Regions from separate parts of the Homo sapiens genome. Here region 2 is linked to region 1. Evidence: read pairs that join two places in POLR2A ChIA-PET (ENCODE). Cell type or tissue: HepG2. All regions are shown on one strand. Each heading gives the region's core, and the rest is flanking DNA. Links, peaks and the distances in the headings are about the cores only.

Region 1 (16,492 bases), core at 6,530-14,529:
ATTTATAAAGTGGACAGTGGTGTACAGTAATGTCTTAGGCATTCACAGTCAGTCACCACTCATTCACTGACTCACCCAGAGCAACTTCCAGTCCTGCAAGCTCCATTTATGGTAAGCACCCTATATAGCTGAACCATTTTATCATCTTTTATACCGTTTTTTTTTACAGTACCTTTTCTATGTTTAGATATATTTAGATACATAAATACTGAGCACTGTGTTACAACTGCCTACAGTATTCAATACAGTCACATGCTGTACAGGTTTGTAGCCTAAGAGCAATAGGCTGTACCATACAGTCTTGGTGCATAGTTGGCTATACCATCTAGGTTTCTGTAAGTACACTCTATAATGTTCACAATGATGAAATTGCCTAACAACCCATTTCTCAGAACATGTCCCTGTCATTAAGCAACCTATGACTATGTAACTACATGTATTAAAAACAGCAAACATGGCAAGAGGTTCACAAAAGAAGTAAATGCTAATATTAAGTATAAAAAAAGCAAGAGGTGCAGTGGCTCATGCCTCTAATCCTAGCACTTTGGGAGGCTGAGGTAGGGGGGATCCCTTGAGCTCAGGAGTTCGAGACCAGGAATGAGGGATATATACTAAAAATATCAGTAGTTGTCTCTGGGTAGGAAGATCACCGTATTTTGTTTTATGTTTTTATATACATACGTTTTCTAAAATAAACATGTATAATAATTTTGAATTCTGAAACCAAAGAAAAAGATTTTGGTAGAAAAACAAGGGAAATCCAAATAAATTCCTTAGTTTAGTTAATAGTATCACACTAGTGTTATATAAAATGTTAACATTAGGGGAAGCTGGGGGCACATTACACAGGACCTCTGAACTATCTTAAACAAATTTTCTGTAATTTAAAATCATAAAACAGGCCAGGCACAGTGGCTCATGCTTGTAATCCCAGCATTTTGGGAGGCTGAGGTGGGAGGATCGCCTGAGGTCAGGAGTTTGAGACCAGCCTGGTCAAGAAGGCGAAACCCTGTCTCTACAAAAAAATACAAAAATTAGCCAGGCATGGTTGTGTACACCTGTAATCCCAGATACTTGGGAGGCTGAGGCAGGAGGATCGCTTGAACCCAGGAGGCAGAGGTTGCAGTGAGCTGAGATCATGCCACTGCACTCCGACTGCATCTCAAAAAAATAAAATTATATATATATATAGAGAGAGATCAAAACAATAAATCATATAATAAGATGATATTTTTAAAGTTTAGAAGACATGAAACTAAAACTTTTAAAAATCTAAACAAAAGTATCCACTTGGTTAAGTGGTCCCTACATATAAACAAGAATATGATGGTACAAAGCTTTTCTGGTAGTAAGTCACTGTGCTCTTTTAAATTGTAACAGAAAGTTATAAAGGCAATTATATCATCTGGCCTCTCCTAAATATGACAGTGACATCACCCCACTGGGTACGGACTCACTGAAGTGGGAAACAAATGGTTAATTCTAATTTTATTTGGTTTTGTAAACATCATTGCTGAAGAATAACATGTTGATTTAAGGAGGGAGAAAATTAAAAGTTAAGTATAGCCAGTAACAACCCTTTCCCTTCAAAATATTTTTTAAAATCTAGTTTCCCAAACCCTGGGTAATTACAGGTACATGTGCGTGCATTTGTTCAAGAAATACTCAGTAAGTATATACTATGCCCTGCCTTTGTGGAGCTTACTGTTCAATTGATATTTTAAGTGGACAGAAGACTAACACAGAGAACTAGACATGTAGGTAGAATAGGAAAGGAAGGTCACACATGAGGCAATCCTCAACCCTATAATAATTGCCCAACCTGACAATTATATGCTTTTTAAAAGTTAAAAATAATAGTTACCCTCTGGAATTAACCAGTTATACCTGTTACTACTTAAGTATCACCTGGCTTGCTTTGAAAATGAATGTTATTAAAAACTTCCTTCAAATATTGGGGCAAGGAAAAGTATGCAAAGCCAAAGGATGAAAGTGAGGTTCTGAAAGAATAGAGGAAGAAAAATGCAGAGTTGAAAGGCACCAACTGAGAAACTAAAACATCTTGATCAATTTCATCTACAGACTAGCCAGCTGTTACAAACAACACTGCTGTCTGGTTATAATACTCCAGCAAGTGTAAAGTTTGGAATGGGTTAGTTCCACTGTGGAACACAGCCAACGGAGGTTTCATTGTTTAAGTACTTAAAATGCCTCAGTATAAGGCACTTTTGCATAGTGCCAAAACAAGAACTCTTAACAACAGATTTAAAGAGAAGGGCCAGAGCACTAAAAAAGCCCAAGCAGAGCAGGAGTCTTTTTTCCCATCTCAATGAAATACTATTTAAGGAAGGAGAGTTATGTATCCCCATACAAAGGTCAGCCAAGAAAATGGCTGTAATCCTAACAGTGCTGATATTTCCTACTAGTAGATATTGCCCATGTATCCCTAATGCATTTAGCTTCTGTTGCATCTGCAATGTAATGTACCTTTAAGATATCCTTTTGCAGCTATTTCTATGATTATTTAAGATATATCACCTTTAAACTAGGCAGTAATTCAATCCTCCTTGAAGCATCTGCAACCAATATGAATAGCAATAAAATATAAGAGGGTAGTTTGCTTTTTCATCAAAGGCAAAACTAAGGCCAACACAGAGGACAGTTTTGAAAACAAACCTGTTCTCTCTTACCATACATCTTTAACTCTGATTGATGGCTATGTGACCGCGTCTTACAAGCCTGATTTTTTTTTAAGAATAAGAAAAGATTGGCTCACACCTGTAATCTCAGCACTTTGGGAGGCCGAGGCGGACGGATCACCTAAGGTCAGTAGTTCAAGACCAACCTGACCAACATGGTGAAACCCCGTCTCTACTAAAAATACAAAAAATTACCTGGGCAAGGTGGCGGGCACCTGTAATCCCACCTACTAGGGAGGCTGAGGCAGGAGAATTGCTTGAACTCAGGAGATGGAGGTTGCAGTGAGCCCAGATAGCGCCATTGCACTCCAGCCTGGGTGACAAGAACAAAACTCCATCTCAAAACAAAAAAAAAGAACAAGAAAAGATTAATTTCAAAATGCTTTTAACAGCCCCATCTTATGGTTTTCAGGGCTGCTAATGCCTGAAAGTAGAAGGGAATGACATTGAGGTTCAGAGCCTTGTGCCAAGCCCAGACAGCATCCTGGTCTTTCTGCAGCAATGGGGCAGTGCCGGTAAGAGCAAGGGAAAAAAATGGTCTGGCAATAGCAGGACATGGCCCTAACCCTGGCCAAAAATCAAACTCAACACAATTTCCAATAGTTTATACTCACAGCCGTGTCCAACCCTTTGAATGCGAGGACATTTTTGCTTATCTCTGGTGGTAGATATCGTGAAAATTATGTATACACCTTTAATTTTTTTTTTTAAGCTCATGAGTTATCATTAGTGTTAGCATATTTTATGTGTAGCCCAAGACAATTCTTCTTCCAACATGGTCCAGGGAAGCCAAAAGGCTGGATAACCATGGTTGAGAGGATCATCCCACAGAACTGTTTTATGCAACTCAAACAGGTAACTGCGCAACTTTGATTTTAACTAAAGAGGTAGAAGTCATAAGCAAAGTCCACAATTCTAAGATTTGGTTTTCTGTCCTAAACAAATTCCTACTCACTCCTCACAATGCAAAAGTAACATTTTCCCATGATTTCATGACAAAACGTTACAGCATTTAGAAAAGACTGGACAAATAATATGACCTTAATGTTACAATTTGCTAGGAATGATGCGAAATTGAAGAAATCAACTCCAGGTTGAAAAATAATTCTTTCAACCGAAGTGAGCTGCTTCAAAATGTGTTACTTACATCTCACTGAAGTCATTAAGTACCATGAAAGTGTTATATAACAATAATCCCAACTTTGAAAGACAAATTCAGTTTTGACTCAATTTTGCAGATTTTCACTGGAGACTGATCATCAAATGAAACACTGCAGACTTTTCAATATACTACTTAGCTTAAGAAATCCCATAGTCAGCCAGGCGCAGTGGCTTACTCATGTAATCCCAACATTTTGGGAGACTGAGGCAGGCAAACTGCTTGAGCTCACAAGTTGGAGACCTGCCTGAGCAACATGGCAAAACCCTGTCTCTACAAAAAATACAAAAATTAACTGGGCATGGTGGCATGAGCTTGTGGTCCCAGTACTTAGGATGCTTATGTGGGAGGATTGCTTGAGCCCAGAAGGTGGAGGTTGCAGTGAGCCGAGGTCACACCATTGCACTTGGGTGAAAGAAGTGAAACCCTGTCTCAAGAAAAAAAAAAAAAAAAAAAGAAAGAAAAGAAATCCCATAGTCTACAATTTGTTGTTTAAATATGTCTCTTAAGTACAGACTAGATCTCAGATTATTGGTTTTTAAAATTCAATGTACACTCTGGCTATAGACTCTAAGTTCACTGCCACTCCTCCTCATCTTTGGTAATGTCCTAGTATGGCATCCACCTCCACTTTTAAGCTGGCAGTGCCCTAAGCAAGGTGATCCTTCAATCAGAGGGGGTGCAGGGAGACAGTCAACAGACTTCCTCTTCCTCAGTTGAAGACAATTGGAAACAAGATTATAAGGAAGCACTTTATCCCTATGAGGCTAACAAACAAAATAAACAAACAAAAAACTGTGGTCTTTAGGGTTAGGGATTTTTCAATAAAAAGATCAGCTCTGTAAAACGTGTTAGGAACAAATCTTCTGTTTTACTAAATGTTATCAATGCAATCATAGGCCAATCACTCCACAGAAACATTTTATGTAACCAAACAAAAATGGCATAGATGCAGGGTACCACAGAGATAAGACAGGGGTTAGGGAACTATCCCACCACTAGAATGTTCTCCAAAGTGCCAGAAGTGCCACCTATGTAGAAGTTGTTATGCCTATGGCAGCTTAAGAGTGACCCCTACTGAGCTAGGATTCAAGGCAGCTAGCAGGGCTGATGCAAGTATCAACTCCCCTATTTTGTACTCCTCGCGCTGAAAATCATCAATCATTCAGTTCTAACTAAGTCCACAAAGAAATGCAAAGATATGGCTGAGCTGTAATGGTGATGTTGGGGAACTCCATTTCAAAACAGGAATAAAATAGAAGGTGGGGAATTCACCATGAAAGTTTTCATTCTGCTGCTGCCTCTTCTGAAACAGTCTGTATTTTAAGGGATACCACCTATAATGAAGTCAATTCTTTGGGGGAATGTTTCCTTTAAAAAGCTACTTTCCGCCGGGCGTGGTGGCTCACGCCTGTAATCCCAGCACTTTGGGAGGCTGACGTGGGTGGATCACCTGAGGTCGGGAGTTCGGGAGTTCGAGACCAGCCTGACCAACATGGAGAAACCCTGTCTCTACTAAAAATAGAAAATTAGCCAGGCATGACGGCTCATGCCTGTAATCCCAGCTACTAAGGAGGCTGAGGCAAGAGAATCGCTTGAACCCGGGAGGCGGAGGTTGAGATGAGCTGAGATCGTGCCATTGCACTCCAGCCTGGGCAACAAGAGCAAAACTCCATCTCACAAAAAACAAACAAACAAACAAAAACAAAAAAGCTAGTTTCCTGGCCAGGCATGGTGGCACAGGCTTGTAATCCCAGCACTTTGGAAGGCCAAGGCAGGTAGATCACTTGAGGTCAGGAGTTTGTGACCAGCCTGGCCAACATGTAATTTTAGTAATTTTTAGTAATTCTACTAAAAATACAAAAATTAGCTGGGCGTGGTGGCACAGGCCTGTAATCCCAGCTACTCGGGAGGCTGAGGCAGGAGAATCACTTGAACCCAGGAGGCAGAGATTGCAGTGAGCCGAGATCACGCCACTGCACTCCAGCCTAGGCAACAGAGCGAGACTCAAAAAAAAAAAAGCTACTTTCCTACAAACATTTAAATACTTAATCTCTTGATGATCAAGAGGATGTTAAAATTAAGTCAATGTGTATATAAATTTTTAAAAACCTGCTTCCACATAAAAATCCTGGCCTTAATACTTGACACTAAAAACTAAAATCTTAGTAAAACAGTCCAAAATTTTCTGGGGGGAAATTTGAGCTGTATAACATACTTAGGTCAGTTATTTTGCTTAAAAATTTATAACATGTAACTCTATTTGAATGAATGTGCTAATACTCACATTTCTACTTGAAGAAATAAAAAAACTACACAGCTTCCCATCTACAGGTTGCTATAATTCACCAATACAGTGTGCCTGAGCCCTGCCTTTTGTAGTTTCCAGGTTATAGAAAAACAACTTGCTTCACAGAAATTCTAACCTACTCCTATAAGGAATTGTCTAGGTACAGAAGGGACCCCAATGCCTTCCAAAATGGGTCTTTGCTTTGCTTGCTGACACTTTCTGAACCCGAAATATTCCACTAAAGACTTTAAACCGTCCTAGACTAACCTTGCAATTGACTGTTGACCAAATCGGGAAAGTTTCCATGGTTCCAGGTGAAGAAATATCATTATCCTAGGCCTTCTCTTCTCTTTTCTGCTCTGTTTGTCTGAAACATATTCATCTAACAATTGCTACAGCTATTTCTGCCGAGTTCTACCCTTCAGTAAAGTTGTGATTTTTCAACTGTTCTTTGAAGCTGCTTCTCAACTTTCAGTCGTCATGTGGAACATAGATCTTTTACTTGGATTCATCCCATGTGGTATTAGTGCTAGTTCTTCTTTTTCTTCTCAAAACCATGACTGAATTTTATGCTCATTCACCAAGTTCCTGTCTCCTGACTGAGGGAGTTTTCAGTTTTCAGTTCATCTGGAAAGCAGAAATTACTAACATATCCTGAAGCACAGTGAATTTTCACCATCTTAGCAGGGCAGCTCTGCCTATTTCTCCAGGTTTTCTTTGATAAAACATCATTCAGGTATTCCCCAGGAGAGTTGGTCGTACAAAACCCTATCATTATTTATAGTATTAAAATACTTAAAGTCCACATTAAAGGTAATAAAACAGAATACCTAAGAAAAAACAGGGGCCAGGCGTGGTGGCTCATGCCTATAATCCCAGCACTCTGGGAGACCAAGGCAGGCGGATCACCTGAGGTCAGAAGTTCGAGACCAGCCGGGCCAACATGGTGAAACCCCATCTCTACTAAAAATACAAAAATTAGCCAGGCGTGGTAGTGCATGCCTGTAGTTCCAGCTACTCGGGAGGCTGAGGCAGGAGAATCGCTTGAACCTGGGAGGCAGAGGTTGCAGTGAGGCGAGATCCTGCCACTGCACTCCAGCCTGGGTGACAGAGTAAGACTCCGTCAAAAAAAAAAACAAAAAAGAAAAGAAAAGAAAAAAGAAGAAACAGTTATTTCACCATACCTCCCCACTCCATTAACCTCATAACTACCACAAGAATCCACCATTAACATTTTCAATGCCTCTGTAAAAGTTCAATCTCACATGCCCTCTCATTAACTAAGTGAGAAATAGAGAAACTCTATCCTGATTCCCTTTAAAATCTGCTAACTTGATAGCACCTAAAATCCTCTGTACTGTGAAATCAATTCCAAAAAGGCCTAAATGGCTTTGGAGAATAGGGACACTGTTTCAATCATCATAATAAAAACCTGAGTATAGCTATGTTGGGCCTTCACATTAACACCATTGTCTACCAGGTAGAATCTTGTTTTGTAAAATGCACTGTTGAATTCATGGAAAATAGTAAGTAACAAAAACCCTTCAACAAAAGTAAGATATTTTCACCTCTAAGTCCTACAGCATAAACCCAGAGGAAATTATAATGGGTCTTCAGCAAATTTGTTTAACAAATACTTCTAGATGACAAGAGAAAGTAGCATACACACATACTTGCCCAAATCAAACTTAATTCTCTGACACAGTTCTCCTAATAATCAATTTGATAAACTACAAACTGAGATATCATAGAAAAAGGTTATGTTGCCACAGATACCTAGATTTTCTTTACTTTTATAAGTTGCAAAAGAATACAACTACACACACCTCTACCAAAAACTAGCCACAGCAGTTGGTTTTTCTTTGAACAAAAATAACCATTCAGGTTCAGTGTTTAATTCTTCGCTAAAATCAAACTCCACCCAAAAAAAGCTTCCTAATGATATTTTAATATATTGCACTTTTACATCATCATTGATAACTACACTGTAAATAACATGTTCATAGTTAAATTCAAAACAGAACTGAACTGACTCAACATTAAAGACTTTAAAATTCCTTGGTTATTTACTTTGGTGACCATGACTTTTTTTTTTTTTTAATTCTGGTTTGTCCTAGAAACCAGTTATTTTAACTAAAACACTGTATTTACATGGCACGATGTTGGCCTTTTCCCACCAGATGTCTTTTTCACTTACTCGGAGTTACTGATGCTGCAAGATGCTCACAATATAGTGTCGAGTTAAACAAGCAAGTTACAAATCAGTATGTACAGTAAAAACCCATTTTTGTAGAAAGGTGATATATGTGTGCACATGTGCATGCAAGTGTCCATACATATAAGCACAAGCATATATACCAAAAAGTTGACAATGGATGTTTCTGGGTATGAAATTACTGTTTTTATTCTTTTTTATACTTATATTTTTGGTGTCAAAAATTTAGAAAATACCAATACTTCATCGATAGCAGAAAACATCATTTTTTTAAAAACCTGAGTGTTCAGTACAAGGCATTAATTACATTTACAGTAGAGTGTTGTTGTAGAATGAAGGAATCCTATTATAAGCATCCTCCAGTGTGCAAATGTTTAATATTAGTAATCTGCATACCTACTATCAAAATAGTAATTGTATTTTGCTATAATAGTAATCTGCATACCTACTATCAAAATTGTAATTGTAAATTATAATATATAATATAGAATTGTACAGAGAAAAAGTAAAACTATACTGCCCTCCTCTAACACCACTCTCTTTTCCTCTAGGGATAATTACTCTTGATGTGTATCAATCAGATTGTTTTGTATTACCCATACACATGATAAGGGTTTATTTTTAGATAAGTGGAATTATGGTATACAACTGTTCTTTGACTCCCTCCCCCTCTCTTCCCCTGCTTAACAGCATACTTTGGAACTCCTATGTCAGTGTATATATATGTCTAACCAAGAGGCTTTTCTTCTTTTTTTATTTAATAACTCAATGGTATTCCACAGTATAACTTACCATTATTTAAATCATTCCCTACTGATGGATATTTAGGATACTGCCAAATTTTCACAGTTACAAACAGTTTCACTGCAGCGAAACCTTATACATAGTTTTATACACATGTAATATTTCCCTAGAATTGTTTTCTAATAAAACTATTGGGTCAAAATGTATGCACATTTAAAAATGAGATGATTTTGGTATTCTTCAGCAAAGAGTTATACATGTGAACTCTCATTAACAGTGTATGCAAATGCCTATTTGTTAAAAGTGGATATTAAGTTCTTGCCAATCTGTCTGGTGAAAAACGGTTTACATTTCCCTAATAACCAGAGTCAATTTGAACATCTTTTCTTTTTTATTCACCAGTACTTCTTTTCCTGGGAAATGCCCATGTATAATCTTCTGCCACTTTTTGCTTTTTGTAGTGGGTACCTTTCTCTTATTGATCTTTAGGAGCTCTTTATATATTATGGATATTATGCAGTAGAAACCCTTTTATCTAATGTGATTTAGAACAATTGGTTATGTAATTTAAAAGGTTAATTTCAGGTAAACGATCATAAAAATATGTATGGCAAACATTTCACCTTCCTTTCATCAGTGGTATATATATACTCATTCAACAAACTTTGTGTGTGTGTGGTTTTGGTTTATTTATTTTTGGGGGGCTTTTTTGTTTTTTTGTTTGTTTCTGAGACAGGGTTTTGCTCTGATGCCCAGGCTGGAATGCAGTGGAGTGACCTTGGATCGCTGCAACCTCTGCCTCCCGGGCACAAGCTATCCTCCTGCCACAGCCTCCCAAGTATCTGGGACTACAGTTGTGCATCACCATGCCTGGCTAATTTTTGTTTTTGTTTTTTTGAGACAAGGTCTCACTCTGTCACCCAGGGTGGAATGCAATGACGTGAGTGATCATAGTTCACTACAACCTCCACCTACTGGGCTCAAGCAATCCTCCCACCTCAGCTTCCCCAGTAGTTGGAACCATAGGCACATGGCACCATGCCCAACTAAATTTTTGTATTTTTTGGGCTAGGCGTGGTGGCTCACGCCTGTAGTCTCAGCACTTTGGGAAGCTGAGGCAGGCAGATCACTTGAGGTCAGGAGTTTGAGACCAGCCTGGCCAACATGGCGAAACCTCATCTCTACTAAAAATACAAAAATTAGCCGGGTGTGGTGGTGGGCACCTGTAATCCCAGCTACTCGGGTGGCTGAGGCAGAAGAATCGCTTGAATCTGTGAGACGGAGGTTGTAGTGAGCCGAGATCATGCCACTGCACTCCAGCCTGGGCGACAGAGCGAGATTCCGTCTCAATAATAATAATAATAAAAATTTTCTGTAGAGATGGGGTTTCACCATGTTGCCCAGGCTGGTCTCAAACTCCTGGCCTCAAGAGATCTGCCTGCCTTGGCCTTCCAAAGTGCTGGGATTACAGGCATGACGCACTGTACCTGACCTGGGGTTTTTTTTGTTTTTGTTTTGTTTTGTTTTTTTATTTAAAGACAGGATCTCACTCTGTCTCCCAGGTTGGAATGCAGTGGTGTGATCATGACTCACTGCAACCTTGAACTCCTGGCCTCAAGCAATCCTCCTGTCTCAGCCTCCTGAGTGACTGGGGACTACAGGTGTGTGCCACCACACCCAGCTATTTTTTTTTTTTTTTTTTGAGACAGGGTCTTGCTATGTTGCTCAGGCTGGTCTTGAACTGGCTTCAAGCAATCCTCCTGCTTTGGCCCCCTAAAATGTTGGGATTACAAGCATGAGCCACCATGCCAGCCTCAAACTTTCTATATGGGGCCAAGAGGCCAAGACCTTTTTCTCTAACTCCAGGCCCATTGATTTTACATTTGACAAGTAATGTGAGTATAAAACCCTTTTAGATGGCTGGTGCGGTGGCTCACACCTATAACCCCAGCACTCTGGGAGGCCAAGGCGGGCGGATCACGAGGTCAGGAGATCGAGACCATCCTGGCTAACACGGTGAAACCCTGTCTCTACTAAAAATACAAAAAAATTAGCCAGGTGTGGTGGAGGGCGCCTGTAGTCAGGAGAATGGCGTGAACCCGGGAGGTGGAGCTTACAGTGAGCCGAGATCACGCCACTGCACTCCAGCCTGGGCAAAAGAGCGAGACTCCATCTCAAAAAATAAAATAAAATAAAATAAAATAAAACTCTTTTAGATTTTTATATTTTTTCCACGTATCTTGTATAGTCATCTTACCCACATTTAAGCGGACAGTATTTTTTTTTGCAACTTGTTTTCATTAACTCTTCTCAAAACAATTTGTTTCATCATAATGAATCTAATGTAACCATCACCCAGCTTCAACAGTTATTCATATGTGCTGAATTGTGTTTCTTCCATACTACCCACAACCCACCTCCATCCCTCACCCCTTGTATAATGTTAAGCAAATCCCAGACATCATATTATTTCATTTGTAAATTTTCAGTAAAAAGAACTCCAATCTCCCCCACTCATATATTGTCAGGTTACAACATATTAAACAAATTACCTTTTAAAAACAAATACAAGCAGGCTTAGCACGGTGGCTCACGCCTGTAATCCCAGCATTCTGGGAGGCTGAGGCAAGTGGATCACCTGAGGTCAGGAGTTCAAGACCAGCCTGGCCAACATGGCAAAACCCCGTCTCTACTAAAAATACAAAAAAAATTAGCCAGGCATGGTGGTGGGCACCTATAATCCCAGCTACTCGGGAGGCTAAGGCAGGAGAATTGCTTGAACCCAGGAGGCAGAGGTTGCAGTGAGCCGAGATTGCACCATTGCACTCCAGCCTGGGCAACAAGAGCAAAACTCCATCTCAAAAACAAACAAACCAACCAACAAACAAAAAAACAAATACAACCAACATATACAGGTTTAGTAGTAAAAAAATTTACTGTACTGGTAGGTAAACAAGCACGCTGGAGTACTGGAGATCAACCAACTAATACCAAGTATTCAGTGTACACTGTATTTTACAAAGGAAATAAAAATTATTCAATGTGGTGAGTCAATTAAGTGGAGGTCAATTAAAGCTTCTAATGCATATGTAGAAGCTTTTTCATTTTTATTTATTTTATTTATTTATTTTTTGAGACAGGGTCTCGCTCTATCACCCAGGCCAGAGTGCAGTGGTGCAATCATAGCTCTCTGCAGCCTCGACCTCCCAGGCTCAAGGGATCCTCCCACTTCAGCCTCTGGAGTAGCAAAGACTACAGGCACATGCCACCATGCCTGGCTTTTTTTGTTGTTTTTTGTTGTTGTTGTTGTTGTTTTGTTTTTTTTGTTTTTTTTTTAGAGACAGGGTCTCACTATGTTGTCCAGGCTGGTCTCAAACTCCTGGGCTCAAGCAATCTTCCCACCTTGGCCTCCCAAAGTGCTGGGATTATAGGCGTGAGCTGCAGTGCCCGGCCATCACTTGTCTTTTTAACTGGGTTATGATGTCTTACACTTTCCAGAAGATTTTTTAAAATATATACTTAGATTTTTAAAATATATTCTTAAGTTATTTTTGTGTATGATGAGAGATGGAGACTTATTACTTTCTAAATACACAGCCACCTGTCTTTACTCAATTTCCATTTTCAACATTACACTTAGAACACTTAAAAGAACTAAAGTGTCAACTGCTTCGTTATAAAAAAGGAAGTTGTACAAACAAAATAATAAACCAACAGTCTAAGCTCAGTTTGATAGGCTCTTACTACTATGTACTTAAAGATCACATAGCAGTTTCAGGAGCAAAAACACTACCATGCCTGGCTCTCTTATTACCGCTACAGCTCACAACAGGGTCTCCAAAAGACATCATAGACTGCATAGAAGTCTATCTGCAGCTTACTGATTGCCACACATGTAAATTCACATTCACATTTAAATAACCCACACTTAACAACAAAATCAACCGTCTCAACTCTCTATGCATTCCTTATTGCTGCTCCTAGACCACAGTGCTTTGGAGACTTAGTAAAGAAAATGAATGCACTCTCCTGAATCACAATATCACCTGGAAATGTAACCAGAAGGTATAAAAAGTCAGGGTAGTTTGTTAAATTGTGTGTGTGTGTGTGTGTGTGTGTGTGTGTGTGTGTGTGTGTGTGTGTGTGTAATCAACAATTTATAAGGTTACCTTATCTCTGGGGTCAGCACTTTTTCTGTAAAGGTCCAGAGAGAAAATTGGCTTCACGGGACATAAGGGCTCTGTTTCAGCTCTGATGTTGTATTGTGAATGCGGCCAGAAAACACATAAATTAATGGATGTGGCTATATTCCAAGAGAAGTTTATTTACAAAAACCGGTGGTGGGCAGGATTTGGCCACAGGCAGTATTTTGCCAGCCCCTGCCTTATACCAATGTTTTATCTTTTTCAAATAACAATCTACTTCCCTCACTGCACACATATTTGAGTAAATATAGTAACACTGAAGGGACAAATAATTTCAGTACTGCCTTACAGAAATGAATATTCTCAAAATTAATCACTAACCTTTTCCTATAATTCCTTCTCATATGAGCACATACATTTTTCAAAATATAAAACTGTAAACATCACCTTGAACCTAATATTTATTTCAAAAGACAGTTACAATGAGTGTCATGTAGCTGCTATAAAAGGAAAAATGCAGTCTAGACAGTCAAATACAATGATCTTTTATTCATTATTCTCATAATCAACAGTGAGTAGAAAAGTCTGCTAAATACATGGTCATGAATCATAACTTCACTACTCAAAATGCAGAAGTAGACTTTCAAAGTACATTTAAATAAGAACACAAATTTGTTTTTTGGATTACTTACCAAAATCCTTGATGGAAAATGATACAGTTTTGCCAAAATATTTTTAATTTAGAAAGTGAAACCAAAAACCTCTTTAGCATATCATGCGTCTATTTAATTTTAAAATACAAATTTTAATGTTGCATTTGACAGCCTGGTGAGGTAGACATTATATTTTTAAGGCAGCCATTTTAATATAGTGAGAGCATGTGTGAATATGTATTAACATTCTAAGCCATTAAGGCCACTTGTTCACAGAATATATTTGAGCTCTAAAATTGTTGAAAGAGAAAATGCTCAAATAGCTTACAGAAATAATGGATGTTATACAGAACAGAAAGGAATCAAATTAAATAACAAAAGTTTGTAAGATTTCTTGACACCAAAAGCACAGTCCATAGAGGAAAAATTAATAAACTGGACCTCATCCAAATTAAAGCCTTTTGCTCTGTGAAATTCCCTGTGAAGAGGTTGGAAAGACAAGCTACAGACTGGGAGAACATATTTTCATACCACTACCTGACAAATGATTAGTATTAAGAATAAAAAGGCCAGGGGCGGTGGCTCACGCCTGTAATCCCAGCACTTTGGGAGGCCGAGGCGGGTGGATCATGAGGTCAGGAGATCGAGACCACCCTGGCTAACACGGTGAAACCCTGTCTCTACTAAAAATACAAAAAAAAAAAAAAATTAGCCAGGTGTGGTGGCGGGTGCCTGTAGTCCCAGATACTTGGGAGGCTGAGGCAGGAGAATGGCGTGAATCTGGGAGGCAGAGCTTGCAGTGAGATTGCACCACTGCACTCCAGCCTGGGCAACAGAGCGAGACTCCGTCTCAAAAAAATAATAAAAAACTCTTAAAACTCACCAGGTTAAAAAAAAAATCCAAATAGAAAATGGACAAAAGACATGAACTGATATTTCACTGAAGATACAGAGAATGGCAAATAAACACATGGAAAAATGATCAACATCATTGGCGATCAGAAAAATGCAAATTAAAACTAGGAGGATATATTACTACACACCTATGAGAATGGCTAAAATAAAAAATAGTAACAGCACCAAATGCTGTCAAGGATGAGGAGCATTCACACATTCCTGGTGGGAATGTAAAATGGTACAGCCACTCTGGAAAATGGTTTGGCAGTTCCTTAGAAAACTAAACATGCAAGTGCTATACCACCCAAGAAGTACACTCTCAGGCATTTCAGAAATTTATGTTCACACAAAATCCTGTGGACAACTGTTCATATGAGCTTTATTCAAAATAGGCAATAAATAAATAAATAAATAAGTAAAACAAACAAAAACCCTGGAAACATCAGATGCCCTTCAAGAGGTGACTGGTTAAACAAACTGCAGTAAATCCATATTATGGAATACTACTCAGCAATGGAAAGGAACAAGCCATTGATAAAAGGTATATTCCTTGCACTAATCTCCAAGGAATTATGCTGAGTGAAGTAAAGTCAGTCTCCAAAGGTTATATACTGTGTGATTCATTTATATAAGCATTTTTGAAATGACAAAATTATAGACATGAAAAACAGATCAGTGGTTGCCAGGAGTCAGGGATGAAGGGAGATGGCTACATCTATAAAAAGACAACAAAAAGGATCCTTGTGGTGATGCAATTGTTCTGTATCTTGACTGTGGTAGTGCTTATATAAATCTACACGTGATAACATTATGTAGAACTAAATACATACATGCAAATGACTGCATTAAAGGTGACGAAATCTGAGTAAGGTTGATGGATTGCATCGATTTCAATTTTGTAGTTGTGATGTTACACTATACTTATGCATGAGGCTATTATTGGGGGAAATTAGATAAAGCGTATTATTTCTTACAACTATATGTGAATCTACAACTATCTCAAAATAAAAAGTTAAAAGGGAAAGAAAGAGTATATAAGACCAGCCAATGGTAGAAGTGGAAAAACAAAGCTTTTATTTTTGCTAAAGGCTCAGCAATTGAAAGGATGGAGAAAAAGGTAATGTCAAAGAGTCTACAGGCTACAATTAATAGAATCATCTCTTCCTCCCCTATGGAAACTTAACTTCTCCAGAATTTTGTTTGTCCTTGATTTGACTGTTGTTGTTTTTAACAAAAATAAACTGGATGTACATCTGTCTCTCCACATGCCCCCCAACCATCTCCATCAGCCCAAAGTATAAACTCATAGAGTAGGGTTTGTCTTAACCATCATGTCCTGAGGGCCTGACATACGTGACAGATGAAGGAAGAAGATAGTTGAATGAATTAATAAATGAATGAGATGCCCACATATTATTTTAAAGTTCCTAGCCAATTACAGTTGTAAGGCAGTATGTGAGTGCGGTGGCGCGATCTCGGCTCACTGCAAGCTCCACCTTCCGGGTTCACGCCATTCTTCTGCCTCAGCCTCCCAAGTAGCTGGGACTACAGTCACCCACCACCACGCCTGGCTAATTTTTTGTATTTTTAGTAGAGACGGGGTTCCACCGTATTAGCCAGGATGGTCTCGATCTCCTGACCTCATGATCCGCCGGCCTCGGCCTCCCAAAGTGCTAGGATTACAGGCGTG
Region 2 (16,492 bases), core at 4,098-12,097, 93 kb after region 1:
ATTTGGGATGATGAAAATGCTCTGGAATTGGGTAGTGGTGATTGATGCACAACTCTGTGAATATACTAAAAACAACTTTTAAAGAGTGAACTTCACGTACGTGAATCCTATCTCTTTATTGTAAAAGATGAGTCAGTCGGGCGTGGCGGCTTACGCCTGTAATCCCAACACTTTGGGAGGTCGAGGCGGGTGGATCATGAGGTCAGGAGATCAAGACCATCCTGGCCAACATGGTGAAACCCCGTCTCTACTAAAAATACAAAAATTAGCTGGGCATGGTGGCGTGTGCCTGTAGTCCCAGCTACTCAGGAGGCTGAGGCAGGAAAATCACTTGAACCCAGGAGGTGGAGGTTGCAGTGAGCCGAGATCGTGCCACTGCACTCCAGCCTGGGTGACAGTGCGAGACTCCATCTCAAAAAAAAAAGATGAATCAGTGTGGGTGCCTACATTACTATTCAGGAATTGCTCTAGGCTTTCTTCACTTCTATGTGACACTTTTCTCACCTTCTCTGTCTTCTCAAACATCTCTATGTATTTTCATTCTCATTTTCCAGCTTCCCTCTTAAATTTTTAAATTTTTTAAATTAAAATAATTTTTTTTAGAGACAAAGTCTTGCTCTGCTGTCCATGGTGTGATCATGGCTCACTGCAGCCTCAAACTCCTGGGCTCAAGCGATCCTCCCACCTCAGCCTCCTGAGTAGCTGGGACTACAGGTGTCCACCACCATATCTAGCTTCTTTTTTTTTTAAATGAGAGGAGGTCTTGCTATGTTGCCCAGACTGGTTACAAACCCCTGGTCTCAAGTGATCCTCCCACCTCAGCCTCTCAAGTTGCCGGTATTCCCTCTTGAATTTGAAGAGACTCAGTGTATGAACATTCCATCTATTTGACCACAATAATTGATCTAGTGATGGACATGTGACCCATGGAAGACCAATTAGTACTAACAATACTCAATTTAGGCACTTCCAGTTGCTCCACCAGGGAAGCAACTTCTACTGCTGGATGAAGCATTGTGACATTGAAGGCACCAGGGGTCTCTAGTAAGAGCCTGAAAATGAAAACCAACACAAGACAAGTATTTCTGACGGTTCCTGGTGAAATAATTTGCACACTGAATTAAGCCACACAGGAAGTTGGATCTGCCCCAGTCATTTATGCTTATAGTAAACCATAAATGGCCTGTTTTGCTTAAGCCAGTTTGGGTAGTTTGTTTTTATTATTTTTTGGTTACTTGCAATGAAAGAATCCTAAATGATGAGACTACTTTTCCTGGTGCGCAACCCTCTTTAGGACATGATTTCAAATCTCTGCCCCCTGTAGGACCCTGCCTATCAGGCCTATACTCAGTGGTTCCTGCCTATCAAAGGAGGGACATCAAATAATCCCTATACTACAGCACATGTAAATTAGACTCTCATGTAACACACACATAAATGAACATTAAACAGTTGCTACCCCTTTACTGAAAAGTTGGAAAGGAATTGGTGATGGCACAAAGCAAGAGAATGATACCAGAATCAGGAGTTATTCTCTTCTTACACAAAAGCCAGAGAGGTTGATTGCCAGTACCAGGGAGAAAAAGTGCATGAAGGCCACAATAACCTCGATAAAGGGTAACTTCAGCTGGCCTCTGAGAATTAAACTAGTAGAAACCCTACACAATGAATGGTCATAGCCATCTATGACAGCCAATGAAGAGAGTGCCTCTAAATGTGTGACTTGAGGTTTGGAAACATTTAAAGCTCCAATTAAAGTATTCATCTCCAAGAAACCCAAATGGAATGCAACTGTAATTAAGTAACCTGAAAGCTAATTATATGTTCTCTTGCACCTAGCCGCATGTTTGGTACAAAGCTGTGTCAGTAAATATTTGTTGAATGAGTGAATGAATGAATCTGCATGAATAAAAGGGTCAACACAGCAGGGAAAATCTAAGGAGCTTGAAGCAGGCATCCTCCACGTGTAATCCAGGGGACAGCGTGTCTCACATAGATATAGACATAGTTACAAACATGGATGTGGATATGGATAGACGGTAGAGACAGACCTGGCTCTGTGTGATTGGTTAATACACATCTACCACCAGACGCCCACTCTCAGTGAGGGAGTCAGACCTTGGACCCTATTGCACTGAACCAGGTAAATTTCACTTTCTGTGGCCTCTTGGCAGCCAGCCAGCTGGATTTCTTCTAGTGATAACCTCTGCATTTGTCATGAGCTAAGCTAGCCTTAGCACCGCAAGTACCTTAACCTACACATGGAGCAATGAAAAAACAACCTTAGCATCAGGAAGGACATTGAAAAAGTAGACATCGGGGTAAGGGGAGGGAGAGCATTAGGACAAATACCTCATGCATGCAGGGCTTAAAATCTAGATGACAGGTTGATAGGTGCAGCAAACCACCATGGCACATGTATACGTGTGTAACAAACCCGCAAATTCTGCACATGTATACCAGAACTTAAAGTAGAATTAAAAAAATTTTAAATTTTTTAAAAAGTAGAAATTGTGTTCTGGGCACGGTGGCTTACGCCTGTAATCTCAGCACTTTGGGAGGCTGAGGTGGATAGATCGCCTGAGGTCAGGAGTTCCAGACCAGCCTAACCAACATGGTGAAACCCCATCTCTACTAAAATACAAAAATTAGCCGGGCATAGTGGCGGGCGCCTGTAATCTCAGCTACTTGGGAGGCTGAAGCAGGAGAATCGCTTGAACCCAGGAGGCGGAGGTTGCAGTGAGCCCAGATCGCGCCATTGCACTCCAGCCTGGCAACCAAGAAAGACTCTGTCTCCAAAAAAAAAGAAAAAAGTAGAAATCGTGCTAGATAATAAGTGTATGTAATTTTTGCTGTGTGATTCCTCTTTCTACAATCATATATTGGGAGCACTTGAATAAGGATTGAGTGAGAATACTGCCTGTGCAAAAATAGCCCTAGGCTCTTTATGACACCAAGAGAGGGTCTAGAGAGCCCTCCCCAATATCCATTGAGGAGGACACCATATTCACATAGGCACTGATGCAATTTTTGCTCTAGATACAAACATTTTCCAGATTAAAAAATGAAAACAAGTTTTCCATTTCTAAACTTGCCAGGTCAATGCCAGGCCTTGCACTGTTCTGATGTGTGGTTACACTTTCTTATCAAAGGAAAACACAGGGGCCTCATCAAGCTCTCTGTGTCAGTCATAATTACAGAAAGAAAGTTTGATTCTATCTTGATTTATTCTCTCTCTCTCTCTTTTTTTTTTTTTTTTGGTCAAAAGGTCAACAACAACAAAAAAATGTTTGCTCAGAGAGAAAGGAGATTATGTAAATAATTAGCCCATTCCAAGATTATGTTGCATATATATAGTACAATGGAAAGTTTAAAAAAGGACTGGAATTCACAGGGGGGGCCAGACAGTTTATGAATTTGGGAAATAGAAACTGTCTATAGGTCTGCTTATCTGAATGCATGGAGGAAGAATTGGGCTGGTTAATGGAATGAGCCCTCCCCCACAAGCCCACACCAGGATTCTCAACTTGCAAAGAATCAGAAATCAGTGAAGGCGACCTAAATGTTAATAACATACTGAACCAAATGGAATCTCTTCATCAATTGCTAAAGCTATTGTGGTACAGAATTATGTAGTGTCTGGGTCATCTGTATGTATACCAATTCCTCCACATGGGACCAAAAAGAGAGAGAGCTTGAGAAGAAACGTGGACACGAGATTTCTAGGATAGCCAGGTAAGATTCTGCTCAGAGTAGCATCCCAGACACCTTCTCAGGCTCATTTTGATGATGCTTTCTTTCTCTGATTTTACAGGCTCACCCATAGCTTTCTCATGTGTGATTTGGTCTCCTGAGGCTGAAGTCTGAAGTATGAAAAGGTAACAACAGTGCCAAAGCCTTTACCTGACCATTAAGTGATGGGTCTATCCCCCTTAGGTGAAAATGGGTATATTTATCCAAATATCTTTGTGGGATTTTTGTTGTTTGTTTGTTTCATTGTTGTCCTCTGCTTTCAAAGAAGACACTGCGGATTTCAAAAGCTGATGAAGATTGAAACTGCGCCATGCATTGGTATATTGAGGGCATCCAGGGTCCACAGTTGATACGCTGTACTGGGAAAGGAAAATTTTGTGGAAAGTTATGGAGGGTTTAGCACCACATCAAAGAATCAGCAGCCAGTGAGGACAGGCTTCTGACATCCTCATCTTGTTTATGGCCTCCTCAACCTGCACTGAGTTCCTACTTTTACTAACTCATTTCAGGTATCCTTAGAGACTAATCCTGATTTCAGCCCTCAGATCTAATACTTAATTATAACTGTTCTTCCAGAAAGGACATTTTGCTTGTGTTGACTACAACTCATATTTATCTCTTGGATTACTTTCTGCTCTCTCCACTCCAGGTAAACACTCCACCTGATCCAGAAACAAAAACAAAGCAAAGTTAGAAGGAAGAGAAACATGAAAAAAGACATTTTAGCTCATATGGAGGCTCTGACCACTAAGGCAAGTGACACAGATCCAGCCACAGCAGCAGTACCCTCGGGGTGGCACCTCCAGTTCAGATTCCACTTGAAGATGCTCCGCCCATCGCCAGTCAAGGGGTAGATGGGCAGAAAAGCATGGGTCAAAAAGAGAATGATGAGATGGAAGAAATATCTCATTCTACTTTGCGTCCAAGTACAGTGGCTGGTTCTTCAGGCCCAAATGTGGCTCCGGTTCACCCAGTATTGGAGGGGGCATCCTCTGCTGCTAATGATGGGGGAAATGTAAAGAAAAAAAATAGCCATAAAAGGAGGAATAGAAAGGAATTAAGGTTGTGTATCTTTCTTGGCCTCTGATGCTACAGCCTCGGGCGTCTTCTGCAGCCCCGGTTCTGAGTCAGACTTATGTTATGGGGGCTTTGCCAGTTGCCAATATCAATGTCAATGTAGGGCAAGAAAGCAGGGAGCAAAGAGGAAATAATAAGGAGGAGAAGACAGTTCTCTTGCAGCCTTGGAAGACACCGGCTGGCACCCTGCTGCCAGCAGCAAGTCCAGTTCAGTCCTCTCTTGAGGGGGCCTCTCTGGCAGCCAATGGGGAGATTAAAAGAGGGCAGAAAAGCCGCTATAAAGGGAGACATAAAAAGAACAAAAAGATTGTGGCTAGTCCCTGGCCTCTGAGAGTACAGGCTTGGACATCTTTCACAGTCCCAGCTCAGGTACAGACCATTTTTGCACAGGCTTCTCCAGTTGCTAATGATGGGGTCAGTGTGGGGCACAAAAGCAAGGATGAGATGGATAAAATCTCAACTCCCACTTTGTGTCAGAGTGCACAGGATGGTGTCCCATGCTCAGCTGCAGCTCTGGAGGGGACGTCCCCTGCTGCTAACAGTGAGGAAAAGATAGGGAAGAAAAGAAGACATAAAAGGAGGAATAGAAAGAACAAAAGTGTTCTGGCTCATCCCTGGCCTCTGACAGTACAAGTTTGGGCATCACTCACAGTAGCAGATCCAGTCCAGACTTTTTTTCAGAGAGAGTCTCCTGCTGAAAGTTCAAGGGTGAATGTGGGGCAGAAAATTTGGAGAATTCACCTGGAGAACAGTGAGGAAGAAACAAAGGCTGTTCTTCCTTGGTATGTGAGGGCACAGGTTGGTGCCCCTTTCTCAGCAACAGCTCCTTTGCAGACTTCATTTGAGGGGGCTCCATTTCTGGGAGACATATATTCCAAGCTGAACAAATTCACAAGGGTGCCTAAGAGGGGAGATGAGAAACAAATGCAGAACAGCATAGAGCAGACCCTGAAATTCTATCAGGGTCGGAGAAATTCAGAGAGATACCCAGAGGATCAAAACTTGTGGAAATGTACTGTGATGAATTTTGTTAGGCAAGTCGACTGTTGTTGTGGGGAGCTCTGCACACAAGAGAGGATGGAGGCTTTGACTTTGGTAAATGCCCATACCCACATCAGTACTTCAGTGATGGAAATGCAGGGAAGAGAGAAGGAAATGGTTGAATGTCTGGATGGGGACATGGGAAGGTTTTTAAGGTACAGAAGAGAAAAGAAAGGGAATTAAGGAGCATTCAGTGCAATTGTCTACATTTGGTGGGGAGAGAGGTGTTTGAAATGCTACCCTGAGGAAAGGGAAGCTCACTACATAAATGGTAAATTTCTCCCTATTATACAGAATTATCACTCTTACTCTCTTGAGGGATGATTTCTCTTTGTAATTAAGTTTTAAGTTGATTGGCAGATACAGGGTAATACTTCAGAAAAGCAAAATCACCTTTTTTCTCTGTGTATCCTCTTTCCCATTTGTTCTCTAACAGCATTGGGAAAGGTCTGTTGTTTATGGATGATAAACAGTATTATGAGTCTGGATTATAAACCAAAGAAAGAATGTGTATTGAATCCTGAAAACCCTTCTCTTGACTGGAAAATGTTATTGTATATTGTATATTAGATTGTAAGCTGCCTTAATGATTGCATTTAGTTGTGATACTGGCCAGCTTGCAGTTGTTAAGAGCACAGACTCTAGAGCCACAATGCCTGAGTTCAAAGCCCAGCTTTGCTGCTTACTACCCGTGTTTCTCTAAGTAAGTCACTCATCTCTTCTTAGGTTCCCCCTCTCTCACATGGGGATACTAATAGAACCTGCCTCAAAGAGTTGTGTGAGGATTAAATGAGTTAAGACATGTGAGGCACTTAGAAGAGTACTTTGCATGGAAGCTCTCTAACAATATCACTTATTGTTATTTGACCTTTCAGCATTACAGTTCATGAAAGGTATGGCACTGTGGTATCATATGTTCTAAAAAACAAATGTCACTGCATGCATAAGACGGAATATGATGCCTCCATTTAAATTATGGTAACAAAGATTCCTAAAGGCACGGAAAATGCTTGTGGATGAAATACTTAAGGAGAAGAAAAGCAGGCAATAAAATGGTTGCTACCTTTTCCAGGTAGTAGGGTCTCAACTATGTCAAGAAAACATGGAACAATAAAGGCCAGGAGAGACATACCTTATTATGTTAATATTGGTTACCGCTGGACGGGGATATCGTGCATAGCTGCTAGGTTTTTCTACTTCTTGACCCTTTTGTGTAACTGGTCCAAATTTCTACATGACCACATACCACTTTCTAATCAGCAAATAATCTAAGATAAATTAATGAGGGAACCAAGAAGAAGAAGAAGACTTCTCCAAGGTGGACTTATTGGAGGACAGTCACCCAACGTTGGAGGTGCAGAGGGGACAAGGCCTTTCTGGGTGAAGACTACCCCCTAGCCTAGGGGTAGTCTGAAAAAGAGATCCAAGCACCTTTGACTGGGGCCAAATAGCACACAGACAGTTACTATGCTGGGAAGGAGAGGAGGGACTTCCAGTTTTCGCAAACAATTTGCGGGGCAAACGACGGGAGATGGCTTTTCTTGTGCTAGAAACAACCATTGCCTGATTCTGCAAGGCTGGCTCTGCTCTGGCTATTGTTGCTGCCATCTGTGAGGTTTGTTGTAAGCTTATCTGGGAAGCTTGGCTGGACAACGTAGTTGGGCATAGTTTGAGATTAAGAAGTACATTTTTGTATCCACCTTGTGTAGAGCCTGGCTTTGGGGTCATTTTAGTTAAAATGAAGCTATGATGGCAACATTAAAAGTGTAGATATTCATGGGAGGCTCTCTGTGTGTGTGTCAGGGGGTGAGGGCCCAAGCACCCCTTTTATATGTTCCTTTGGCGAAATTTCAAGAAGCACCTACATAAAGGTACAGACAGGACTTTTCTGATGCCCACTCATCTCCTGCTCCAAGGGTATGCTTTCAAACCTGGCTCACACAGAAGAAAGGGCACAGGCTGAGAAGAGGGCACAGTCACGCTGCTAGGAGGTGCTCAGGGAATTCCCCTTTTTCTTTTTTTTTCTTTTCTTTTTTTTTTTTTTTCGAGACAGAGTCTTGCTCTGTCGCCCAGGCTGGAGTGCAGTGGCACCATCTCCCCTCACTGCAAGCTCCGCCTCCCGGGTTCACACCATTCTCCTGCCTCGGCCTCCGGAGTAGCTGGGACTACAGGCGCCCGCCACCACGCCCGGCTAATTTTTTGTATTTTTTGTAGAGACGGTGTTTCACCGTGTTAGCCAGAATGATCTCGATCTCCTGACCTCGTGATCCGCCAGCCTCAGCCTCCCAAAGTGCTGGGATTACAGGCGTGAGCAACCGCGCCCGGCCTCCCCTTTTTCAAAAGCTGCTTTGTTCCATCCCTGCCCTCCAGCACAAAGTTTGAGAGTAGGTGATTTTCTTTCTTTCTTTCTTTCTTTCTTTCTTTTTTTTTTTTTTTTGCCTGGTGTATGGCTTATCTCTGGAGTAAATGTTCTGCTTTGTAGGAACACTGATATAGTTCAGGGTCAAGGTCTCTCATCAGCCACCAGCTGGATGGGAACTGAATTTTTAAGGCAAGCATTAAAGTTTTGAGTCCTCTTGGCAAACTCACTCTGTCCTCCCACTGAGTCCACACAGGAGCAGTGGGAAAGATTGGAACCCAGCTACCTGCCCAGCTGAATGCAAATACCATTATAAGGAGGGCATGCAAATACCTTTGGAATAAACTTTAGGAGGACACTAGTGTGACAGGATATGCAAAAACCCAAAGTACACAGCTTGCTTGCAGAAGTCCAAAACTGCTTTCCCGTCACCTTGCCATGCCCCTTACCTCTAGCCAAACTGTGCTTCCCACCCCAAAGATCACAAAAGCAAAATACAAGACATCCTTTCACAGAGGGGACCCTTAAAGGATGCAACAAGAAGCTAACAGCCGTCTTCTTGTTACATTTCTGCAGGATGAACAATCACTTGGCTGTTTCTCTCCTACTCCTTAATGACCCAAGCAATTCAGCTATTAAGTGATAAATCCTCTGTGTATTCATGACCGGCTGGTTTAATTCTGCAGCCCAAACTGCAACAATCAAGATAATTGAGCTGTCTCAGAAGCATTAGGGGAGCCAGCTGCTATCCAAAGCAGAAAACAAACTCACCGGGCAGCAGGAGCCCTGTCCCCCGAGAAAGAAATGCTGAAGAAAGGGACAGAATGGGATGAAGGGTATAAACTTTAAGAAGAGCTAGTGAAAGACAAAAACAGGGAAAAGTGTTTCCAATTCCTTCTGGACACCCTGCCACCTCCTCTTTTGGCCTATATCCTGGCACCCAGCTGCAGCAAGCTTGTAGAATTTACTCCAAGTGGCTCATTAACGGGTCCCAATCATCCTGAGGGAGCACAGGGAAGATGGACTAGCTACCTGATAAGAGAGATGACTTGGAAGGATGACTTCTAACTCCTGTGCCTTCGCTCACTGTTTACCCCAACCAATATCGGTTCTCTGAAAACAAAACAAAACAAAACAAAACAAAACAACAGCCCAAGGAAGGGAAACAGGAGAACATTTACTTATTGGTGTTCAGCTTTTTCCTTTGTGGATTGTGGATGCTGAATAGGCTTGGCTGGGCAAGCAGATGATGTTTGGATGAGCGACTTCTGAGTCTCCATCACTCAGGATGGGCATATCGTTCAGCCAGATGCCCACTCACTAGCTGGAGAAGATTGTACCAAACCCAATACCCTCTTTGTAGGCTACAGACCTTGAGAGGTACTTCCGTTGTGTTTTCCTAGAGAATAAGCTCTATTTTAGCTGGTCCAATGGCTGAGCAGATGGAATTGCTCCGTCTCTTTATAAACAGGTCAGAGCCTGACTACCTCTAGATGACTGCCTATAAAGTCACTCTCAATTCCAAACTCCCAAGACCAAACATTCTCATCCAGCAACACAGCATTTGGCTCAAAAAATGAATAAACTAAAGATCTTTTCCTTAGCTAAACGGTGGGAATGAGAGTTTTGTTTACCCGGGACTGTTCTCTTTTCTGAATGAACCGTGGTTAAGTGTTTAAGCAAGGAAATACATACTTGGAATGACTTTCTCTCAATTTCTTCTTATTTCAAACTATCATGCACACAGATAGCAGATTAATCTTTCAACAATTAATTTTATACTTTTTAAATTTTGAAATAATTCTAGACTCGTAAGAAGTTGCAAAAATAATGCAGAGATGTCCCTTGTACCCATTGCCCAGATTTCCCCAGTGGTGGCATCTTACATAATTATTGTATATTATCAAAACCAGACTCATTGGCTTATTAGAATTAAGTACACAGACGTTGCTCAGATATCAGCAGTAAAAAAAACTAAATTTTAAAACACTGCAATGGGCCAGGCGCGGTGGCTCACGCCTGTAATCCCAGCACTTTGGGAGGCCGAGGAGGGTGGATCACCTGAGGTCAGGAGTTCAAGACCAGCTTGGCCAACATGGTGAAACCTCGCCTCTACTAAAAATACAAAAATCATCTGGGTGTGGTGGCAGGCGCCTGTAGTCCTAGCTACTTGGGAGGCTGAGGCAGGAGAATCGCTTGAACCTGGGAGGCGGAGGGTGCAGTGAGCCAAGATCGTGCCATTGCACTCTAGCCTGGGCAACAAGAGTGAAACTCTGTCTGAAAAAAAAAAACAAAAAACAAACAAAAAAACACTACAATGAACCCCTAGTGCCCAAGGTTTCCAACTCAAGTGTCTGCCTGCTGCTCAGGTCCATCTGTAATAAGGCCCCACCCCACCCAAGCAGCTAGAATTCCTATCTCAGCTTCCCAAAGTGCTGGAATTACAGCACTGGCCATAACTTGCCTTCTCTATAAAACGTTCCTTAGTTACTCCAGCCCTCCTTGAGCTTTTTTTAAATTGTGAGTTCATTATAGCTACAAGTCACTTTCAGCATGGGCTGCATAATTTAGCACATGAAGATTTTTAAAAACTGTTGTGCATTATTTTTTTTAGATTGTAGTAAAATATGCATAGCATAAAATTTACCAACTTAACCATTTTTAGGTGTACAATTCAATGGCATTAAACACATTCATGTTTTACAACCATCGCCACTGTCTATCTCCAGAACTTTTTCATCATCTCAAACAGAAACTCTGTACCTATTAAAGAATAACTCCCGGCCGGGCGCGGTGGCTCACACCTGTAATGCTAGCACTTTGGGAGGCCGAGGTGGGTGGATCACCTGAGGTCAAGAGTTCAGGACCAGCCTGGTCAACATGGTGAAACCCTGTCTCTACTATAAACACAAAAATTAGCCGGGCGTGGTGGCAGGCGCCTGTAATCTCAGCTACTCAGGAGGCTGGAGAAGGAGAATTGCTTGAACCTAGGGGGCGGAGGTTGCAGTGAGCAGAGATCACGCCACTTCACTCCAGCCTGGGTGAGAGAGCGAAACTCCATCTAAAAAAAAAGAAAAAAAAAAAAGAATAACTCCCCAGGCCTCCTCCCCCAATTGCTGGTAACCTATTCTACTTTCTGTCTCTGTGAATTTAACTATTGTAGGTACCTTATATAAGTGGAATCATATAATGTTTGTCCTTTTATTGCACTATTCTAAAAAATATTTCAAAGATTCTGCTAGATTGGAAACCCTTTGAGGGCTCAGTACCCATCTTAAATAAGATAGATAGATAGTAGATAGATATATAATCTATTCCCACAGTACCCAGCACAATTCTGGGTGATTAATGGATGTAAATTTTTCTTACGTTGTCAGGAAACCAACCAAAAAAATTTCTTTTACAAACCAGGAATGTCTTATAAGATATCTCCTGGACATTTTGTGGTAACTTTCCCAGCTTTGGGTTAAAAGCACATTCTGGGGCTGGGCCTGCATCTTTGTAGGCCCAGTGGGTTTGGGCTGTGTGTACTGTGATAGGTTTGTATGCTGTTGAAGTTGCCTTCCTTTTGGCCAATCTCCCCAGATGATTGTTAAGCTTATTGAGGACAGATAAAATTTCTTTGGTGTTTCTTCACAGTACCAATGGCAGTGTCTGCTCCACACACCCATACAATGCACTTGAGCAATGTTGTCAAGATGGGCAGGGGGTGAGGGCTATGGGTAGGCCTTACATGGTTGTCAAGGAATCTAGCTTGATAAATATAGATGGGGAAGAAGTTGGCACTCACTTGGTTGGCAAACCAAAGTCCACAGGGCAAGATATTTCCACTCTTGGCATTCTCATTGGGGAAGAATGAATAATAGTAAGAACCAACATTAAGTGAGTAAATACCTGCCAGGCACTGCTCTAGGCACTTGACACATACTATCTCTTTTAATCCTCAAACTAATCTTAAGAGATAGATGCTATTATTTTCATTTTATAGATGAAGAAACTGAGGCATAAAAAGGTTAAGTAATTAAGAAAAAAAGTCAGGTTTTGAATTCAGATAGACTCCAGAGTCTGTCTGCACTCCTGGAGTCACGTGATGAATTAAAGAACATAAAAGCCTTTAGACAGCACAGCATGTATGGCTGGTTAGTTGAGGTGATTAGTTGAGGTGGTTAGAGCACAGGGCCAGATGAGTGAACTTTGTAAGGATCAATTAGCTTTGCTCCTTTTCATGGCCTAACCCTTGCTGGAAAATGGCTGTCCTTGGTCGCAAGGAACCTGAAAGATTGAGAGCTGCCTCATCCCTGCTGTTGGCAAAACAACTCCAAGCCTACTGCCTACTCTAATTCCTATTGCTAATGGGTCATTGATGTCATGATCATACACTAAGGACAGCATGTTTTGATATGAAGGGACACGTGAACTTCTGAGAAGCTGAGGACTATGTAAACTCTGGGTACTGCAGGATTGTTATTTAAGGCAGGTCCCATGAAAGAGCCATTGTATTTCAAAGCCCCACACCACCACCACTGCAGAGGGCCTGTTTATTTTACCGTAGGAAATAAATGATGTTCAGCAATTTCTTTACCTAGCTGTGAGATTAAAGCACAGTCCCTTGGGCTCCCAACCCACTTCGTGTGTACAGGAAGTGGCCCCCCCGCCCAAGTAGCTGACTCAGTTTTAGAACAATATATATCCTGCAGGAATACTTCCTGTCACAAAATTTCACTGAACCCCTGAAGAAATAAACAGCTTTGGTTCAGGTGAAAAAGAAAGACCCAGATAAAGCAATGAAAATACATCACTGGGCTAAAGGGAAGGCCTGGTGGGACTTTGCATTCAGGAATGGGAGAATAGATCAAAAGAGAAAGGCTAGGCATAGGGGAGAATGTGCGAACAGCCCTGAAATTGGGGATCTTCATGACATATTTGGGGGACACTAAGGTAAGCAGGTTGGTGGAAGCAAATGGTTTCTCTTGGGGAGAAATTGTAGACAGGTTTGGAAATTTAAAATATTCTTGGGGGAGAAAGGCAGACAGAAGGATTTAGCCCTTTTCCTATTTGCCTCGGTGCTTGTGGCTGCAGCGTTTTCCCTAAGAAAACTTTGCCAGGAAATCTATCACTTTTATTATTATTTTCACATTGCTCTAGTATATCAACTTTGGAAACAAAAGGCATCATTCTATTAATAGCATTCTGTTTTTAGTAGTGGTATTTCCATTTACAAAGTATAATAATTCTAAATCACCGAAAATGTCAAATCCCAGAAAACATAGCATTCCTACGTGTGATGTTAACATCATTCTCGAACAGTTGTTGGCCGAAGATTCACTTCATGAACCGAATTTTCTGAAATAGACGATTCTGATGATTCAGATGATTCTGGTATTAGTTCTGTTTAGAAATAACTCCAATAACAATTTTTATATTTTATTTTCTCATTGAAAATCAGTCTGATTTGCTTCAGCCTCAAAGAGCGTGTTTATGTAAAATTAAATGAGTGCTGGCAGTGAGCTGCACTTTTTTTTTTCTAAACAAGAAAAGGGTTAGATTTGAAACAGGAAGAAAGAGTGTGTTTTTGTCTCCTTTCCCTGGACCCTCTCCTTGCTCTGCTTAGCTCTCTTGCATCAGGTTTACAATGAATGTGGGAGATAGAGGAGGAGAGAACTCACCAGGAAAAAAGAAAGCATGGACTCCATTCATTATTCCTGTCCCTACAAAGCCCCACTCCACTGGAAGTCTTTCATTCCCCATATTCTAAGCTTGATGCATATCAGAGTGCCCCTCACTGAGTTTAGAGTGGGGTTTAGTGAGGCTATATGGCCACTCTCCAATTCCCACATATGCCCAGTCCCTGTTCTGGTTAAGGCCCTGGTTTTAACAGCAAGGCATGTGGCCAACTAAGATTATTACTGTCCCCTTTGAGGGAGATCAAAGGTGGCAGAACCCCTCAGGACAGGAAGATGAATGGGCATCAGAAAAGTCCTGCCTGCACCTTTAAGTAGGTACTTCTCCAAAATCTCCCAAAGCCCCTGCTAGAACATCTGGGACATGTAAATGGGGCACTTGAGCCCCTCGGAGCCTTCCATGACTATCTATCTACCCCTTCAATGTTGCCATCATGGCTTCACTTTAACTGAACTGACCTCCAAGCCAGGATATACAAAAGGCCAAAAGACAAATATAATTCTTAGTCAAAAAAACCCCTTTATTAGTATGGATAAGAAAATCCATTCAAACTCAGAGAGTTATTGTGAAAATTAAATATAACATACTGAAGAAAAAAATGTACTTCTTAGTCTCAAACTATGCCCAACTACCTTGTCCAGCCAAGCTTCCCAGATAAGCTTTCAACAAACCTCACAGATGGCAGCAACAATAGCCAGAGCAGCGCCGTCCCTGCAGAATCAGGCAATGGTTGTTTCTAGCACAATAAAAGCCATCTCCCCTCATTTGTTCCCACAGGTTGTTTGTGAAAACTGGAAGTCCCTCCCCTCCTTTCCAGCATAGTTGTCTGTATGCTGTTTGGACCCAGCCAAAGGTGTCTGGACCTCATATGCAGCAGCTGCTGCTGGGCCGGGGGTAGTCTTCACCCAGAAAGGCCCCATCCCCTCTACGCCTCCAACGTTGGGTGACTGTCCTCCAATAAGTCCACCATGGAGAAGTCTTCTTCTTCTTGGTTCCCTCATAATTTATTTTAGATTCTTTGCTGATAAGAAAGTGATATGTGGTCATGTAGAAATTTAGACAAAGTTCCACGAAAAAAGGGTCAAGAAGCAGAAAAACCCATCAGCCATGTATAATCCCATTGCCCAGTAGTAACCCATATTAACATAGTAAGGTGTCTTTCCTGGCCTTTATTGTTCCAAGTTTTCTTGACATGGTTGAGATCTTACTACCTGAAAATTGTAGCTACCATTTTATTGCCTGTTGTTTTTCTCCTTAAGCATTTTATCCACAAGCATTTTCCATGCCTTTAGGAGTCTTTGTTATCATAATTTAAATGGAGACATCATATTCCGTCTTATGCATGCACTGACATTTGTATAACTTTTTTTGGATAGTAATTCTTAATCTTTTATCATTCTGCACTAAATTTCATGGAAGAGTCTTGTACTGTGGTATTACATGTCCTAATAACCCCTGGGTCTTCGTTGTATGCAAAAGGTTACCTTCATTCATTTGCTGAAGTTGGCATAACCTGGCTCTAAAAAAATTTCCTGTCAACCCCATGTTTATTTATTTATTTATTTTAATTGAGATGGTCTCTCAGTCTGTCGCCCAGGCTGGAGCGCAGTGGCACGATCTCAGCTCACTGTAACCTCTGCCTCCTGGGTTCAAGTGATCCTCTTGCCTCAGCCTCCCAAGTAGCTGGGATTACAGGCGCATGCCACCACGCCTGGCTAATGTTTGTATTTTTAGTAGAGACGGGGTTTCACCATGTTGGCCAGGCTGGTGTCAAACTCCGGACCTCAAGTGATCTGCCCACCTCAGCCTCCCAAAGTGCTGGGATTACAGGCATGAGCCACCGCACCTGGCCTCTCAACCTCAGGTTTAAAGTTGGGGCACCTTTAGCTGCATGGCTTCTAAAGCCACCTACACGACAATGCCTACTGTAGTCCATTCCATGCTTCTAACATGCAGCTCTGTCCTCCATGGTATAAGATGACCAGCTCATCCCAGTTTGTGTAGGACTTCCCTGGTTTTAACACCAAAAGTCCTGTCTCCAAGGAACCACCTTAATCCTGGGTAGATTTGAATGATGACGGGACTGTCCTGCTTTAATTGCAGAAATTCTTGCATCCCCAGAAATCTTTCAGCCCCAACAGACAGAAATGGTTGGTCACTCTCCATAAGATTCCATGGCTGATAAGTGACTTATGGCATTCCTTCTGCCAGAGGCATTTACTTATTAATAAAGATGCTTTCTGAATCATGAAGTCAGCCAGGTGCGGTGGCTCATGCCTGTAATCCCAGCACTTTGGGAGACCGAGGCGGGTGGATCGCGAGGTCAGGAGATCAAGACCATCCTGGCCAACATGGTGAAAACCCGTCTCTACTAAAAACACAAAAAAAAATTCGTTGGGCGTGGTGGTGCATGCCTGTAATCCCAGCTACTCGGAGCCTGAGGCAGGAGAATTGCTTGAATCTGGGAGACGGAGGTTGCAGTGAGCCAAGATCGTGCCACTGCACTCCAGCCTGGTGACAGAGTGAGACTCTGTTAAAAAAAAAAAATCATGAAGTCTTCACAGTTTAAAGGAATGAATG

What was found. Peaks named below come from ENCODE experiments on the same cell type or tissue, not always from the same donor. Only the 100,000 strongest peaks of a DNase experiment are listed, where the experiment ranks them.
Region 2: POLR2A ChIA-PET joins it to region 1 with 7 read pairs; 7 of 35 experiments call an interaction of 5 or more read pairs at or near these places.

What each region holds. Positions count from the first base shown.
Region 1 is chrX:109,714,457-109,730,948 of GRCh38, forward strand. All of the region lies in intron 1 of ACSL4 (acyl-CoA synthetase long chain family member 4), which reads right to left. Among named protein-coding and RNA genes, the nearest start is that of ACSL4, 11 kb to the right of the region's middle. In HepG2, for the core only: no CTCF peak of the experiment used is centred there; a DNase peak (open chromatin) is centred at 10,686; H3K4me3 peaks cover 1,841 bases.
Region 2 is chrX:109,810,299-109,826,790 of GRCh38, forward strand. No RefSeq gene overlaps it. Among named protein-coding and RNA genes, the nearest start is that of ACSL4, 85 kb to the left of the region's middle. In HepG2, for the core only: no CTCF peak of the experiment used is centred there; no DNase peak of the experiment used is centred there.